2 separate regions of the Mus musculus genome follow, and region 2 is linked to region 1. A link is a loop called in an ENCODE intact Hi-C map of the cell type or tissue named here. Cell type or tissue: left cerebral cortex. All regions are shown on one strand.

Evidence for each region. Peaks named below come from ENCODE experiments on the same cell type or tissue, not always from the same donor. Only the 100,000 strongest peaks of a DNase experiment are listed, where the experiment ranks them.
Region 2: a loop joins it to region 1, with 3 times the contacts of the local background. A loop is called at or near these places in 4 of 42 quality-filtered maps.

What each region holds. Positions count from the first base shown.
Region 1 is chr5:51,775,287-51,783,286 of GRCm38, forward strand. It overlaps a transcript of Ppargc1a not described here. Among named protein-coding and RNA genes, the nearest start is that of Ppargc1a, 230 kb to the left of the region's middle. In left cerebral cortex, no CTCF peak of the experiment used is centred here; DNase peaks (open chromatin) are centred at 373, 4,605 and 7,783; H3K27ac peaks cover 407 bases.
Region 2 is chr5:52,032,105-52,040,104 of GRCm38, forward strand. It overlaps a transcript of Ppargc1a not described here. Among named protein-coding and RNA genes, the nearest start is that of Gm40302, 94 kb to the right of the region's middle. In left cerebral cortex, no CTCF peak of the experiment used is centred here; DNase peaks (open chromatin) are centred at 260 and 3,455; H3K27ac peaks cover 245 bases.

The sequences.
Region 1 (8,000 bases):
GCCAATGAAAATTAGGGAGAAACCTGTGGCACTTAAAGGAAGGGCCTCCTCTCAATGGAAGAAAATAAGAAGATCAAAACTCACAAGCCTTTGGCCCTGGCCTCTCTGTTTACCAATACCCAAGGTATGTGGAAGTGATGCTTAGAGCTGTGGCAGCTCTCTTGAAATCATGGGGCCATCAGTATGATAAGAAACAACCAAGAACATAAGCAGAAAGGGATGCCCAGAACCTCTCTTCTCCATGCCATAGCTGAACTGTGATAAACTTTGGGACCACAGATTTCCCAGCGTTTTCTGAGTTTATAGTGAAAAATTAAACCTAAGGGAAAGAGCCTTTCACCAAAAGACAAATGACAACCAACACCCACAGGCCAGATGGTAATGAGGAGAGAAACTAGTGATGAGAAGAGAAGTCAGAGTGACTTCTGCCACCCTCCCTCCAGCAAAGGGAAAAACAGTTTTAGCTTTCATAACTCAGGCTCTTCAGCTGCACATCAGGCTGACTGAGCAAGGAGCGGCCACCACTGCTTGCACGCATGTGTGCAGTGTGTGTGCAGTATATGTGCAGTATGTATGTACACGCATGTGTGCAGTATGTGTGCAGCGTGTGTGCAGTATGTGTGCAGTATGTATGTACATGCATGTGTGCATGCATGTGTGCAGTATGTGTGCAGTATGTGTGCAGCGTGTGTGCAGTATATGTGTAGTATGTATGTACACGCATGTGTGCACGCATGTGTGCAGTATGTGTGCAGTACACAGCACACATACTGCACACATCTTCCTTTGAGAGGGATAACACAGGGACTCACTGCTGACTTCCTTCATTTGCACTCTTCTCAGCACACATACGGACATATTTACACTGGACTAGACACATGGCCACTTAGAAAGACAGACCTTCCTAAATTGGACAACATGTGACTCCGTACCTCAAGTTTCACTCACCTCTGATTTGAAATACACTAAAAGAATATTATTACTGCTTAAGATGCAAACTACTGCCCTGAAAAATATTGCTTTTTTGTTCAAGGTGAAACAAGCTATAAATTAACGGTTGGCAGGGAAGAAGGTACATGAACAAACAGAAATCCTTACAACCATATGCAGCCTATGCTGCTTATATGAGGAGCCAATACTTCCCAGCAGATTAATCACTCTTTTCTTCTAACTTAATTTATTTCATACTTTAAGAAACCAAAATGTCCAGTAGCCACTATACTTGTGACAAAGAAACACAATAAAAGCAATTTCTCCAGCACAAAAAAATCAAGCGTTCCCGGTAATGCATTTTTGAATCCAGCATACCTTCCCCTAATGAGGTTTCGGCATGCTATAAATAACACTAATGAGACTTTGTCTTGCCCATGTAATATATTTCCTTGATATAGCCTCAGATTCTCTGTGTTGCATGGAAAACTAACAGCCCCAGAAAGAAATGTCGTCCAATAGCACATTAAAACGAAAAGCACAATTAAATATAAATGAATTCAGTAATTTAATTGCACAATTGTCGCTTTAAAAAATTCAGAAGAAAAGGAATGATGACATTTTTTTAAATCGGTAAATAATAAAAGTGCATGAGGGGACGGTACAATATTTAAATAAACATGTTTTGGTTGAAGGGTGGCTGGCAGAGATGATCACATGTGCTTGGGGAAATCCTTTGGCTTGGAGAAAAAAAAAAAACCCTGAGGATTGTGGTGCACTCCATCCCACCTGTGTGAAAACGGACATCTCAACTCCAACTTTATCTTGAGCGTTTCTCCTGGATCAGAGGGCTTCTTAGATCCTGCACATTATCAGTCAGCCTCCACTTCATTTCCAGGAAACCCGAAGAAAACATGGCAGAGCACATGAGATGCCTTTCAAGCAGCTGTGCAGTTTCCAGAGCCACGAGGCCTTGGTGTCACACCAATGTCACACCTGACTGTTGGCGAAGTTTCAGAATGGCTCACTTCAGTTCCTTCTCCTCCTAAGGCTCACCTAGTACAGCCTCCCTCCCTCTGCTGTCCTCCTGATGAGATCAGAGGCCTGAGGCTTTGCCTGAGATCTAAAGGGAGCCTCAGGCTTCACTGGGCATTGATTTGTATTCAATTCCAATCAAGCACACATCCAAGAAACCTACCAGCACTACTGGGTGGATAATGTGTAGAAGAGGCTTTTTAATTTTGAGTTAGCTATTATCTTACATCGTGGTTATCAGATCTGACAGAGGCAGGCTTGGTGCAGCTACCCAAGCAGATTTTTGCTAGAGCACATCAGAACATCTGAGTGGCCTACACTGAGCATGGAGTTTGTCCTGTTCTGCTTGATATTACAATGGTTTGTGCTGCTGGCTTTTCATCCCTTGATCTTGGATAACCCTCCACGTAGATAACATAGCTAGACATTGTTGTATTCATTGTCTCAACAGGTGTTTTTCCAATGCCTCACCTGCTTCAGGCCTGGATCTGCACACAGGATTATGTCATTAACTAGTCATGTTCCACTTTCAAGATCTGGCACTCGGTATGTTTGGCGTTGCAGATCTTTGAGAGCTAGACAAATATAAAGATTGTTTTGAAAAGAAATAAATTGCTACGAAGAGCACAGGGCAACACAATGGAGGCTCTTAATGTGAATGCTAACCTAGGAGCTGAAGAGAATGTCAGACAGCCAATGCAAAGACACAAGGAGGAGGGCCAACTTGGCAGAAGAAATAGAAAGAGTGGTGCTCATAAAGGCTCGGAGAGAACAGCAATTATAGGAAGGAGACAGGGGACATTAATAAATGAGCAGACTAATTCTCATAGCTCCACTTTTATCGTGGATGAAATCTAGATGGGATTGTATAAAAGGCCTGGAAGAGTCATGCCTTCAAGGTTCTAACCCTATCCCTTCTGACCATAGCCAGCTCGTTGGTCAAAGGAATATGCTGTGTTCTCCGGTACAGAGTTTCTGGTAGTGCAGGGGAGTCCACTCTCAGAACTGGAATACATTCCCCATCTGGCTTCTAATCCAGCCTTCAGAAAGTTAAAAAACAAACAAACAAACAAAGAAAAATCAATGACTGCACCTGCCCAGCAAAGTTGGTAAATAATGAGAGGAATGAAAGCTTCCCATGCCTCCAAAAGGATTGTGTCTGTACTGAGCAAGGGTGACCCTCGAGGCTTTTGGGATTTTAAAGTAAGTCATTTCACCCTAAACAGAAGGGTTTGTAGTTTTCAAAGATCAAATGGTCTACATTCAAATCCCACCAATGCCTTTACCTGCTTCAGGGCCCTGAGCTTCGCTCTGTGCCTGATTTCTGTGGGATAGAACAGAACTAATAGCAGCGAACAGCCATGACAAGCCTGCACAGTGGCCTTGACTATTTAATAAGGGACTCAAGAAAAGAAGCAGCAAGGACACTCCAGGTATACCCTGCTTTCTCTGCTTATCACCATTGCCTCCCTAGACTGCCCAGTTCAACACAAGAAGAGGGACAAGCCACACATGGTGGCAGACCCCTAGAGTGCTAGCACTAGGGTGTGGAGGCAGCAGTATTAGGAGTTAAAGTTTGTCAGATGCATAACAGGTTCAGCTCTAGGCCACCATGGGATACATGAGATTCTACCTCGAAACATCAAATAACAACAACAACAACAAAAAAAAAAACAAAAACAAAAAAAGAAGGGGAGAGAAAGAGAGAGCAACCGAGGAAAAGTTCCTCTGCCCCCTTAAAATTATTTTAACAGGTTATAAAGAAAACAGCTCCTACATGTATATTAGTTTTGAGTCTTCTTATCTCTCTGGCCCATGAGGCTAATAGGCATAGAATTTCTCCTTGCTATTAGCTTTCAGTAGTACCTGGCACACCATGACAGTCACGAAAGCTCAGCGGCTCTTCTCAAGTGAGCACTGCCTCTTCCAGAAATATCTACTTCTTGGTATGAGGATAAGGCTAGATGATAGTCACAAGGACATTGTGGAATGAAAAGGCCCTTGGCAGGAACAGGATACAATGAGCTTCTCTTAATAATCAGTGATATTACTAAGGAAGACCTATGAAGCTGTATGAATTAGCATCATGGTCTCCATGGTTCTAGAACATGGCCACAAAGTTCTAGGGGCTTCTCAACAACGTCCTGGCTAGAGTCTCCACTTTAGTAGAAACTTTACAAGGCATACAAGTTGAACCTCTGTTCTGCTTCCCAGATTGCTCCAGCTTAGATTCTTTGTGTGGAGCCTCTGGAGTTGTGAGGGCTGGGAGCACCAGCTGTGGGAGGCTGGCTGGTCATTCATCTTGCTTCTCTTAACCGTAACTCAAAAAGGCCAAGATCACAACTTGGAAAGCACCTCTAATCCTCTGATCCAGAAGAGGCAGCAGCAGACTGGATTTACAACAAAGCCCTGCCTGCAGAAATCTTCCTGTCACCTGCAGGCCACAGAAACCATTAGCATCCCAGTCATAATGTGCACAGTCAATGAGCTACACAGGCATTTCAAAACAGAGCACCTTCCTGCTATTTATGGGCCAAGGCAGCTCTCTGATTTTCCCATCAGCCTGCCATGGAGAAGCTACAAGGAACAGCTGTGGAACCCACCCTCTCACAGTTTGAGCATTTGAAGAAAATTCAAAGAAAGATTCCCCAAACGTTCAAAGGTGCTGTTTCCCAAGCCTGGGTCTCCTTGTGGGGATTTCAGCTCAACTCTCTGTCAGTGCCCTCTGCCAGAGAGGAACTGTTAGAAGAATCGTACTGCTGCCTAATTGCCCTACGCACAGCTCTCACCAAAAGCAAACCACAGCGGAATATTATTATTTTTAGAACACTATCCCGTTTTAACATTTGAGCAGCCACGTGGTCTTTTGAACCACAATGGTCCTTAAATGAACCATTTTCCCCTCTTCTCTGAAACAGATAAATATAGACATATATATTTAATAAGCCCTTTACCCTTACATAGGCTGATAAAAATACATTCAAACTCTATATCCACATCTATTTATAAGCATAACATATACACATGGGATATTTAAAGTGTTGATTGGCCTTCTGTAATCGTTTTTTCCACTTGCATAGAAAATTAAGTAGAGGTCAACACAATGAAATGCTCTCTAAGTCACTGCTGTTTTCTTAGGAAGTCCAGAATAATAGGCTCCAACCTGGAGGGGGAAAAAATGTCAATGCAATCTAAAAATAACAGAAGGTGCATAACAAATTTGTCCTCATTTTGTTCTTAATAGAAGGTGTTTCTAGTGCATCGGCAAGAATGACCTATCAAACGCATCACCTTGTACAGTCAATTTATTCCTTTATCAGGCAGTCATTGGAGAGGTGTTCTACTCTGCATTGTCTCGACATAAAACAGAATGCCGAGCCTGCGTTCCTATGCAGAGGCAGCGAAACCTCTCCAAAAGACTTTGATCAAACAAAAGGGGATGAGGCAGGGACACTTCCTCTCTCATTCCCTACATGCTGCCCTCGCCTTGGCTCAACAAAGACTCTCCATGGAAGAGTTAAGTTGGAAAGAGGAAGGCCCTCTGGCTCTCCTGTTCTGCATCTCCCCAGTAGCACACAAAGCCTGCTCCACAGCTCTTAACTGTTTCCGAAGACCTGAGGATGGAAGGTAGGGGGTTTCTCATTGCTCAGTTGTAAATAACAAAAGCACAAGAGACAAAGTTTTTCTCAGTGGCCACAAGAGGGGTGGAGCTGCTTAGAGGTGAAAAAGCATCAAGAGAGAGACCTGAATGGAGTATTTCCTCATTGGCACCTCACCATTTTAACAAGCCAAATTAAAAATAGAGACTTGCCCAACCTCACAATAACATAGCATATACATTTATCCACACATTTTGTGACATACAATATACAACTAACATATATATGTCTATACATACCTATGTACATACATCCATACATTCATCTGTATGTATGCACCCATGTATATAAACTGAAGTCAGTTTATATACTTATTTGGATAATAAGGTCTCTAATAGGGACAAGCAGTAAATGGAAAATGAATGTATTAATTGATTTGGAATGTGACTGAAGGCACAAATCAACCTCCATCTCATAAGTCCCACCCAAACCCATGTCTGACTCCCAGATTCTTAGATTCACCCCATGTGTCCATCTGAAAGACATTGCCTGGTTTACGTACCTTTCATAGGTTCCAAATATCCCTGGGACAAATGATACTCCAACAAGCCTGAGAACAATATAAGAACCAATGCCAGGTAGCTAGAGCCAGTAAGCAAACAAAACTTCTCACAGGCAAAAATAAATACAAATCGAAAAGCTTGTAATGTTTCAGGGCTTGTGTGTGTGTGTGTGTGTGTGTGTGTGTGTGTGTGTTATGTGTAATCTTTGTAAACAACTCTGTGAAAGCGTGTAAGTGTATGTCGGTATGAATACATTGGACATTCTGGATTCAGCCAGTTGGAGGACTGAAGAAACAGACTCCAGACCCCATCACCAGTTCCTCCCCATCCAAGCCACCCAGAAGGGATGGAGTAGGGCTGGTTCAGACACACTCCTTACTCCTTGGCTCCCCAAAGAGGCAACAGCTCCAGGCTCCCAATCAAGGTTTACTGACCCCCTCCTTTATAAACAATATCTCATGTTTCCCTCTAATGACTTTGAACATGAATGTTGTCCCCTTTTCATACATGAGAAAATCGAGATTCTGGAAAAGTAAAGATGTATGAGTGGTCACACAGCTATTAAATGGCTGCCAGAGCCTGAATACATCCACCACCACTCCAATATTTATAAGCTGAAATCCTAACTCACAGGGTACTAGAGAGTAAATTCACTTTTTTTTTCTCATTCCTCTAAGAGAATGAAAATATCTGGCAAAAGCAACTTAAGGAAAAAAGAGTTTATGTTGGCTCACAGGTTGTGGTAGTAGCTTTGTTCATCTTAGTGGTAAAGGCAGGGCGGCAGGTGTGTATGGATGGCAACTGGCCACGTCGCACCCACAGTCAGGAAGTGGAGAGAGATGAATGATGCTGTCTAGTTCCCTTCCTCATTTTCATACCTTCTTGTTTCAAAGTCCAAGGGATGGCACTGTCCATAGTAAGAGTGGTTCTAACCCCACCCCCACTCTCAGCCATCAGTTAATTGACTCTAGAAACCCCTCATTCTAGCCTCTTTTCGGTAACAATCACATCAAGTTAAGTTTTCTTGAAGCCTGTCAGCTATAGGGCCAGAGGCCCCATGAACGGGATTCCTTACTATTAAAGAGACCCGAGAGAGACGGATCTTCTTTTTCACCATGGAAGAACACAGCAAGAAGGCACAGCAAGAAGAAATGACTGTGCTCTGGGTGTCTCCATCTCCAGAAGATAAGAGATACTTTTTTTTTGGCTGCTCCCAGACTTTGGTATTCCATTCTAGCCACCTGAGTGAACTATATAGCAAAGCCAGGGTCAAACTAGGTCATCGGGCTCTTCTGTGCTCAGCTTCCCTGCAACAACACACATGAAGGAATTGAGCACACAGGTCACCATTCTGGTATACTCTGCCTTATTCCCAAAGAGCAGGGGACTATGTTCCTGGCCAGAGGACTGCAGAAGTCAGCATTATATCACTAGGACCCCAGTGTATCTGAAATGCCAGGGCTTCCAGTCACATGCCAATAGTCAGTCCCTGTGGGATTTGCTGTGACCAAGAAAATCCTGCCCAGAAAAAAACAAGGACCTCTAGATTGGAGGGAAACTTCTTCCCTCTAGTGCTGTTTCTCCAACAAGTTAGGATAGTAGCCAAGCCCGCCCTCAGGAGCTGGTGGGCAGTGACAGGTCTCAGAATGAGCCTTATCTGGACACAGCCATGGGGAAAATGGAATCTGTAGGAAACACTGAGTGTGGACAAGCACCACTGAGTGAGAGATGCGGACGATACTAGTTCAACCCCAGCAGCTACGCTGCCAGGACAGTCACCTGTGCCCTCTGCTCCTTCCGAACAGCCCGGAATGACACAAGAGAAGAGTACACCACAGCCTCATCCACAGCTATATATTTTAAATAGCATCTC
Region 2 (8,000 bases), 260 kb after region 1:
CTGGAAAAACAATTTCACTGCAATAGATAACACTAAAATACTCTGAGAATAATCTATAAATGAATGCTGGATTACTAGTCTAAAGACGGTGGTTATAAATGATTACATGAAAGAGTTGATGTTACTTTGAAAATCTTAGAGCCTGTCTATGGATTTTTGTATCTTATGTGTAACATTTTTATGAAGTGATTTTGCCTTTACATAATAGCTTTCATCTTCAAAGCACTTCACAAATATGAACTGGTTACATAAAAAGCTATATTGCCGCACAATCAGAATACGGGAAAGCTGGGGTTTCCCTTAGCAACACTCCTAACACACTTTGTTTGATTGACAGAAATGGTTATATATTTTAAACATGTATAATTATCAACACTGTGAAAAAATCTAAAGGGTTAACAAAGTTTTTAATACACCGAGCAGTTGCTGCTTTACAAACAAATCTCTCTTTGACTGACTCAGTAAAAGTTCGAAAAAAATTAAACTTATGATCAATCCTCCTTGTACTCTTCTATCTCATAAAATCTGTTAAATATCAATAAAGGCTATTCAATGAAGCATTAGCATATTGAAATTGAAAAAATTAAGCATGCATCAATGAGGGGTGGTTAAATAAATTATGGTATATCTATATGATATGATATTGTCAAATATAATGCACTCATTAGAAATTATATTTTTTTAAATACACAGCGAGGCTTTTCATGAAACATTCCCTCTCTTAAAGTTCAAAAGAATCTCTACATAAATAGTTACAGAGGTTGGTGCAGTGGCTAGAGCGTTTGCCCAGCATGCATGAAAGCCCCGGATTCAGGTCTTAGCACCACACAAAAGCAATGGTGATGGTTTGCCATCATAATCACAGCCGTTTCAAGGTGGAGACAAGAGGTCATCCTTAACTGTTTTTGTAAATTCAAGACCAGCTTAGGATACATGGGCTCATGATGAAATATAAAGTGGGTTTTGATTGCTTTTTGCAGTGCTGAGAATTGAATCCAAGGCCTTGGGCATCTGTCATAACCTCTCTGTTGGTAAACTACCTATTCAGTCCTTTTGTTTGAATGTTGTTTTGGAACAGGATCTTGCTAATTCCTCCAAGCTTGCCTCAAACCTGTGATTCCAATCCTTCTCCTTCAGCCTCTCCAGCAGCTGAGACTAGAAGCTTGGACCAGTCTGTGGGTGAGAGTGCTTTCCTTTGTTTTCTAAATTGCAGGGCATGAATTTTATTTACAGGAAAACAGGAGCATGCTTCTTGTCCTCAAGACCTCAGAGCTACATCTTACAAGGGGGCCAAGAGCTTAGTGAGGACAGCACAGGCAAGGCAAAAGAAATACCATTCTAGGTCACAGAACCGAGAGATGCATGGAAACTCAAGGAGAGCCATTGTGGCAGAGCACAGCCAAGATTCTTAGAAGTTAATGGAGACAGTGCATGGCTGGTCACAGAATCTGACTACTGTGCAAGAGTCAACAGCATCCCTTCCAGATGACATGAGGAGGCTTCTGTGGAGGCGGGAAGGTCAGCTCAATAGTGTGAGGGGATTCAATGAGTAATTTTACTCACTCCAGCTAAAGCAGGAGGACAATTGGAAAAAAGTAAGACTACATCCAAGGATACAAATTAGTGACGCTCCACAATCTTATCCGAGGCAGAAACAATGGGACAATAAAGAAAAGAGGAGGGTTCAAGGCCAACTCTAAACAGAATAAGTATATCTGGGTGCTGGGTTAGATGTTAGAGAATGAGAAACTGGATGATATAATGTCTAGGTTTCTAGACAAGGTAACCGGGTGGAGAGTGTTAGCATTATCTGAGTAAGATCTGAGCAAAGGCAGCTTTAGACTTGGGAAGTATAGAACCAAAGAAGATTCTACCTATCCCCATTAAAAGTAAACAGTAGCCAACAAGAACTGGTATGCAACCCACAGATGCAAAGGGTACAAAACAGGCTTGAAAACACAGAGCGCAAAGCCCTGTGTATATGGGCAGAAGGCAGGGGAAAGTGAGGAGTGTGTAAGAGTGTGAGTGTGTGTATGAGTGTGTGGATGTGTGTGTGTGGATGTGTGTGTAGTGTAGGGATGGATTGTTGTAGAATGCAGGGCAAATTGAGGAGTGCAGACTGGTTACTTCCCACAATGAGTCAAAGACACAGACTCAGCAAAAGTGACCAAGATGGGAATGCCAAAGTTTGAGACGGTGAGAACTGAGGAGTAGAGATTTTCAGGGAACGAAATGCAGTCAGAAATCAAATGAGACAAAGCCAGAAATGTTTGATAATGCAAATCCTCATTGTCCATTACTGGTGCAATTACAGATGTATAGATGAAGGGCTAGTTCCAATTTAAGAAAAGTAGGAATAGACCAACTGCTTCTACCAACGTCATCGTGAACTGGGGAAGAAGTCAGCAGCCTTTGCAGTGGACACAGGATATAGGAGAGAAAACACAATCATGTAGTCACAAAACAAGGATATACCCAGACATGTCCAAATGCTTGTTCTTAAAATGTCAGAATCATCTAGCTAACACTTATGCGTACAGTCAACTGTTAATTATAAAAATCCTGAGATTCAATTTCTAAAGTCTTACCTTAAATGTTGATGCTACCAGGTCACTGAAAAAAAATGGCTAATATAAAGAATTCAGTTATTGCTATAAATAATTTGTAAGCAGGATTGAATTAGTTTTTCCTAAATCAGGTGCCAAGCAGTGAAGATTAAATTAACTGAATAATTCTTACAACATTAAGTAGACATGAAGCTGGTTGGGTAAAAATCCATTTGTGTAGCATCAATAGTTGAGGAAATTTGGACCAAATTTTTAAAAGTTTCATTTTAGACACAGAAGTATTTGATTTAATGTTAGGAACTTTGGCAGAGGCAAAAGCCCAGTGCAAAAACACGTTCACTGCCTAAAAGAACAAAACCTTAGAAACAACAAAAAAATCAGCAATGGAAAAAGACAACATAAATTATGGACTTCAGCTTAATGGAATAATGCACACTCATTAAATGCATGAAACAAAGCTGAGTAAGATTGTTTGTTCACTTCGACCGCAATCATATAATTATAAATTATGTATGCAAACCAAAAAATTTCCTAAAGATAAAATAATATGCAAACTCAAAGCAATAAAAAAAGAGCTATGTTGTAGGAATAAGAATTATTTTCCTTGCTTTTTTTCAAATTTCCCCTCAACGTTCTCACGAGACCATCCAGAATTTAGAAGGAAGAGAGAAGAGAAGGAGGAGGAGAAGGGAAATTCGGAAGAAAGGAAGTTGAGGGTAAATGGGAGGATAATCTAGGGAAGAAATCAATAGGAAGGAAGTCGTCTTAAGTAAGAAAAGAATTCTAAAAAAGAAAAAAAAAGTCTCTAAACATGTTTGTAGACTATTTGTAGACGGTGACTCATCCGTAGACTGTGAGCCCTGTTTAGAACTGAGTCAAGGTTAAATGGAGTTACCCACATGCAGGATGACTCACTGAAGCATCATTGCTAGGTACCCTGTTATCTATACGTCGTTGTCTGCAAATAGCTTTCAGTCTTTTTCATCAACTTTTCTGAAAACCAAGATGGCAGACACTTCTAGCATAAACTCTTAGTGTCCTCAACTCTTGACTTGCTTTGGGTCTGTGGTGATTTTATTTTTAAACTATTTTCAACTAAAATTTTAAGATGCTCTAATGAGGAGCCTTAGGTAGACTTAGAAAGAGCATGTTAGCAATGGGCCCTGTTTTAACCTTAGGGGATTCAGGAGAGCGAGGTCTGCATCCCAACATTTTCAAGATACTAAACTTCTTATACCTGACAGTACTGTCTCATCAAACAGATGTTTCCGCTTACTAGTTCAGAGGATTTCAATAGTTACAAGAGGGCTGCAAGTCAGAGGGGCTCAAATCTGAGCTCTGTTATTATTAGCTTGGAGACCCACCGTGAGCTGCAGAGATGATCTGTGCTTCGGATTCCTCATTGGCAAAATAGAGAGTATCCCTCTCTGGAGGTCTTGTAGATATTAAGTGAGATTAATGCATGCAGGGCAATGTGAGATATGTCTGGAACAAAATAAGCACACTGATAATGTTAGCTGCTATTATTATTAGGAACTACAGGGATTCCGGGAAAATTGGAGCTCTGGCCTTGAGAAAGCCTGTTCATATTACAACTAATAATTATAACAGAAATAAGGACAACAGCCATGATTATTATACCTTTTGAATGCATACCACTATCTGAATGTATGCCCTCATTTGCATACACACCATCATTTGCATACACACTATCATTTGCATCTTATAACTTCAGGAGAGCCCTGAAAAATCAAGTCTTAGACCCATCAGGTAGCTTAGAAAACTGAGGTCCAGAAAAATAAATCAACTGAAGGCTTCCCCTAAAATAGAGATGTTAGTTATGGGATGAGAGAGGTCCTGCTCCAAAACTACAAATTGCAGACTAGATAGTATCAACTGTCATGACATGATATAGAGGAGAGAAATCTGGTTGGGAGTTTATGATCTGCCTTTTTGTTGACAAAGCCATTTAGATGGGTTTAGGGATTTTAATGGTACTGTAAAACTGGGGTAATCACTAACCAAGGCATGACTTGTAAGTAACTTTTTTTTCCCCAGCGAAAAAGACTGAAGTAGCAAGTTGCAAAAAGCTGCAGCAGTCTGTAAGCTTCATTGTAGCAGGCAGATCCAGGGAGCCCTGGGATGTGATTATTTCTCAGACAGGCCTGTGGGTGCAGCTGGGGAATGAGATCTGAATCCCAGGACAGGAAGTTTCCACTTCTTCTCCCTCGAATACAAATTAAAAGATCACTGTTTGAAAAAGACTATGATCACAACAAAAGGGAGGATTTTTTAGCAATTTAAAGAATAAATCCTGACTGCTTTTGCAAATCGCTTTATAGAAGTATATGCACTTCACCCTGTCTAGAGCTATATACAAAAACCCCTTTTGTATAGAAAATTATGTGGAAAGGTAACAACTCACTCTGATTTCCAGTCACTGACTGGTCTCTATCCGATATTTTCTCCATGTACACGATTTGTGTTTGGTTTGCTTTGGTTTACGAGACAGGGTTTCTCTGTACAGCCCTGGCTGTCCTGGAAGTCACTTTGTGCACCAGACTGGCCTCGATCGAACTCAGAGATCTTGCCTGCCTCTGCCTCCCAGGTGCTGGGTTTAAAGACATATGCCATCACACCAGGCTGTGTTTGTGTTCTTACATAACTACCTCAAATGAGAACATATATCCCTCCATGCACATCATAGCACCTTGAGCCTTTGTTGTCTTCAAACACAATTCACTCATCAAGAGGATACTAGGTACGCTGATTTATTCTATTCTTTTGCATTTAGCAGTTCATCTGGAGCACAGCTCCTGGTATTAGCTATTGTTGGGATGGTGTTTTTCGTAACCTTTGGGTTTTGGTCACTCCTCTTTAGAGAGAGTGCCTAGTGGTAGAGTATTAGTGCACATGTGCTTAGGGTCCTGGGTTCTAGACCCAACACAAGAGACAGACAGAGACACAGAAAGACAGAGAGCCAGAGAAACAGAAAGTCAGGGATGGGGGGGGGAGGTAGATTTAAGAGCGCCTGTGTTTCAGACGTCTCTGACATGCATGATAGGAGATCAAAGAGTCATGACTTCCTAGGGCCTCCAGTTAGAACATGTACAGATGGCTGAAGCAACTTAAGACTGTGATTCATAGTGCCTTGAAAATATTAGGAGAAAGGAGTAATTCCTGTATCTGCATCTTCTAGGCATCTTGGAGTACTTCAAATGTTTGGGTACCCAAACCTATGGTTTATCTGCTGACTATGAGAGTTTAGTATTATTACAAAGTTCTTAAAAATCTGATTTAACTAGAAGGTTGATACTTTTCTAAAAATACATTTCTGGGTGAATATTATTCATAATACTGTGGGAGGTTTTTTTTTAACTTTTTTAAGATTTCTTTTTTATGGGTGTGAATATTTGCCTGCATGTATATCTGTGTACTGCATACATGCATAGTGCCTCTGGTCAGAGGAGGACACGGGACCCCTTTGAACTAGAGCTACGTACGGATGGTTGTGAGCTCCCATTGATGAGCAGTCTCTTCAGTTCCGAGAGCAAATACTTTATTTTATTCTTAATTATGCGCGCGCGTGTGTGTGTGTGTGTGTGTGTGTGTGTGTGTGTGTGTGTGTGTATGTCTTTGTACATGAATGCAATTTCACTACAAGGTTGTTATTTTTTTAAAAAATACCATTTCTGGATGAATATTCTTCATAATCCCATGAGGTCCAGAATCCAGAAAATGAGTCGGCTCTCCCGGAGCTACAGTTACAGGTAACTGTGAGCTTCGGGATGTAGGAGCCAGCAAGCAAACTCAGGCAAACTTTGCAAGAACAGCACACACTCAGCCTCTGAGCCATCTCTCAATTCTCTCATATTCTGAATGCAGCTCTTAGCAGTTTTATTTTACACACAACCATGATCAGAGTTTGACTTTGTGCCTCCCCCAAACCAACCCCAACCCTCAACATAAGACACCAACATGTCTAATTAATCAATGAGACATGTTGATCAATAAGTCATTAAGAAATCTATGTTGTGCTTGTAGACAGAAAGCTAGCATGGCTGTCCTCCGAGAGGCTCTATCAGCCGCTGACGGAACAGGCAGACACTCACAGACAAGCATTGGACAGAAGTCTAGGACCTCTATGGAAGACTTAGGGGGAGGGTTGAAGGAGTTAACAGAGATGGCAACACCATAGGAAGACTAACAGTGTCAACTAACCTGGACCCTTGGGAGCTCCCAAAGACTGAGCCACCAACCAAAGACCGTGCATGGGCTGAACTGAGGCTCCTAGCACATATGTAGCAGAGGAATGCCTTATCTGGCCTCAGTGGGAAAGAATGCACCTAATCCTGTAGAGACTTGATGTCCCAGGGAGGGGGGGGCTTGTCCAGTCCAGCAGGGGGCACCCTCTCAGAGACAAAGGGGAAAAGAGAGGGGCGGGGAGAACTCTGTAAGGGGGACTGGCAGGGGAGCAACATTTGGGATGTAAATGAATAAAATAATTAGTAAATAATATTTTTTTAAAGAGAAATCTATTCCAGTCCAGTGAAATGGCTCAATAGACAAAAGGCCTGGCCTCACAAGCCTGTTGATCCAAGGTCAATCCCAGAAAAAACCAGAAGTGCCAGTGTACATCTATAATCCCAGCAAGATGGGGAGGTGAAGACAGGAGACCTGGCTGAAAGCTCACAGGTCATCATGCCTGCAGTATGTTGCATATTCAGCAGAAATGATAGAGACCTACCTCTGCCCCACCCCACACACACACCTGGAAACAAGGTAGAAGAGAAAAACCAACTCCCAAAGAGTTTCTCTGACCTCTAAACACACACCCACATCCACACCCACACCCACACCCAAATAGACCGTCACACAATCACACACAAGTAATCAATTAACTACTTAATTAATCAAATGAAAAGGATGAAATCCACCACAGCCACACATTCTTTCTTCTCATCTGCTAGTTCCACCCCACCTAGAAAAGACTTAGTTGCGGATCTGACTTTACAGGGTCTGGTTAGCAACTGACTTGTATGCGGAGGGCGTGCTGATTTCACAAAGGAAAAAAACCACAATCGTGGTGTGGTCTCCTGAGAATACATTTATTTCTGCAGTATAAAACAAAATTAAATTCTTCAATCTCAAAAACTATTAAAAGGTTGTATTTAAAATGCATGAAGCATTAAAAAGACATCAAAATTAAAATAATCTCATAAATCTCTTCATTTAAAAGACTTATTAGAATACAGATCGAGGCAGAAAACAGCTGCCCCATACTCGGGAGCAGTAAATTATGACTATTTTAACTTTCTTTTATTTTCATACTGAAAATTCTTTTCCAGAATAATTGCATTGCTGTCGCAAGACCAACTGTCCCATATATTTAACATGAAACTGGTAAATCACTTTCAATGGACTCAGAGACAG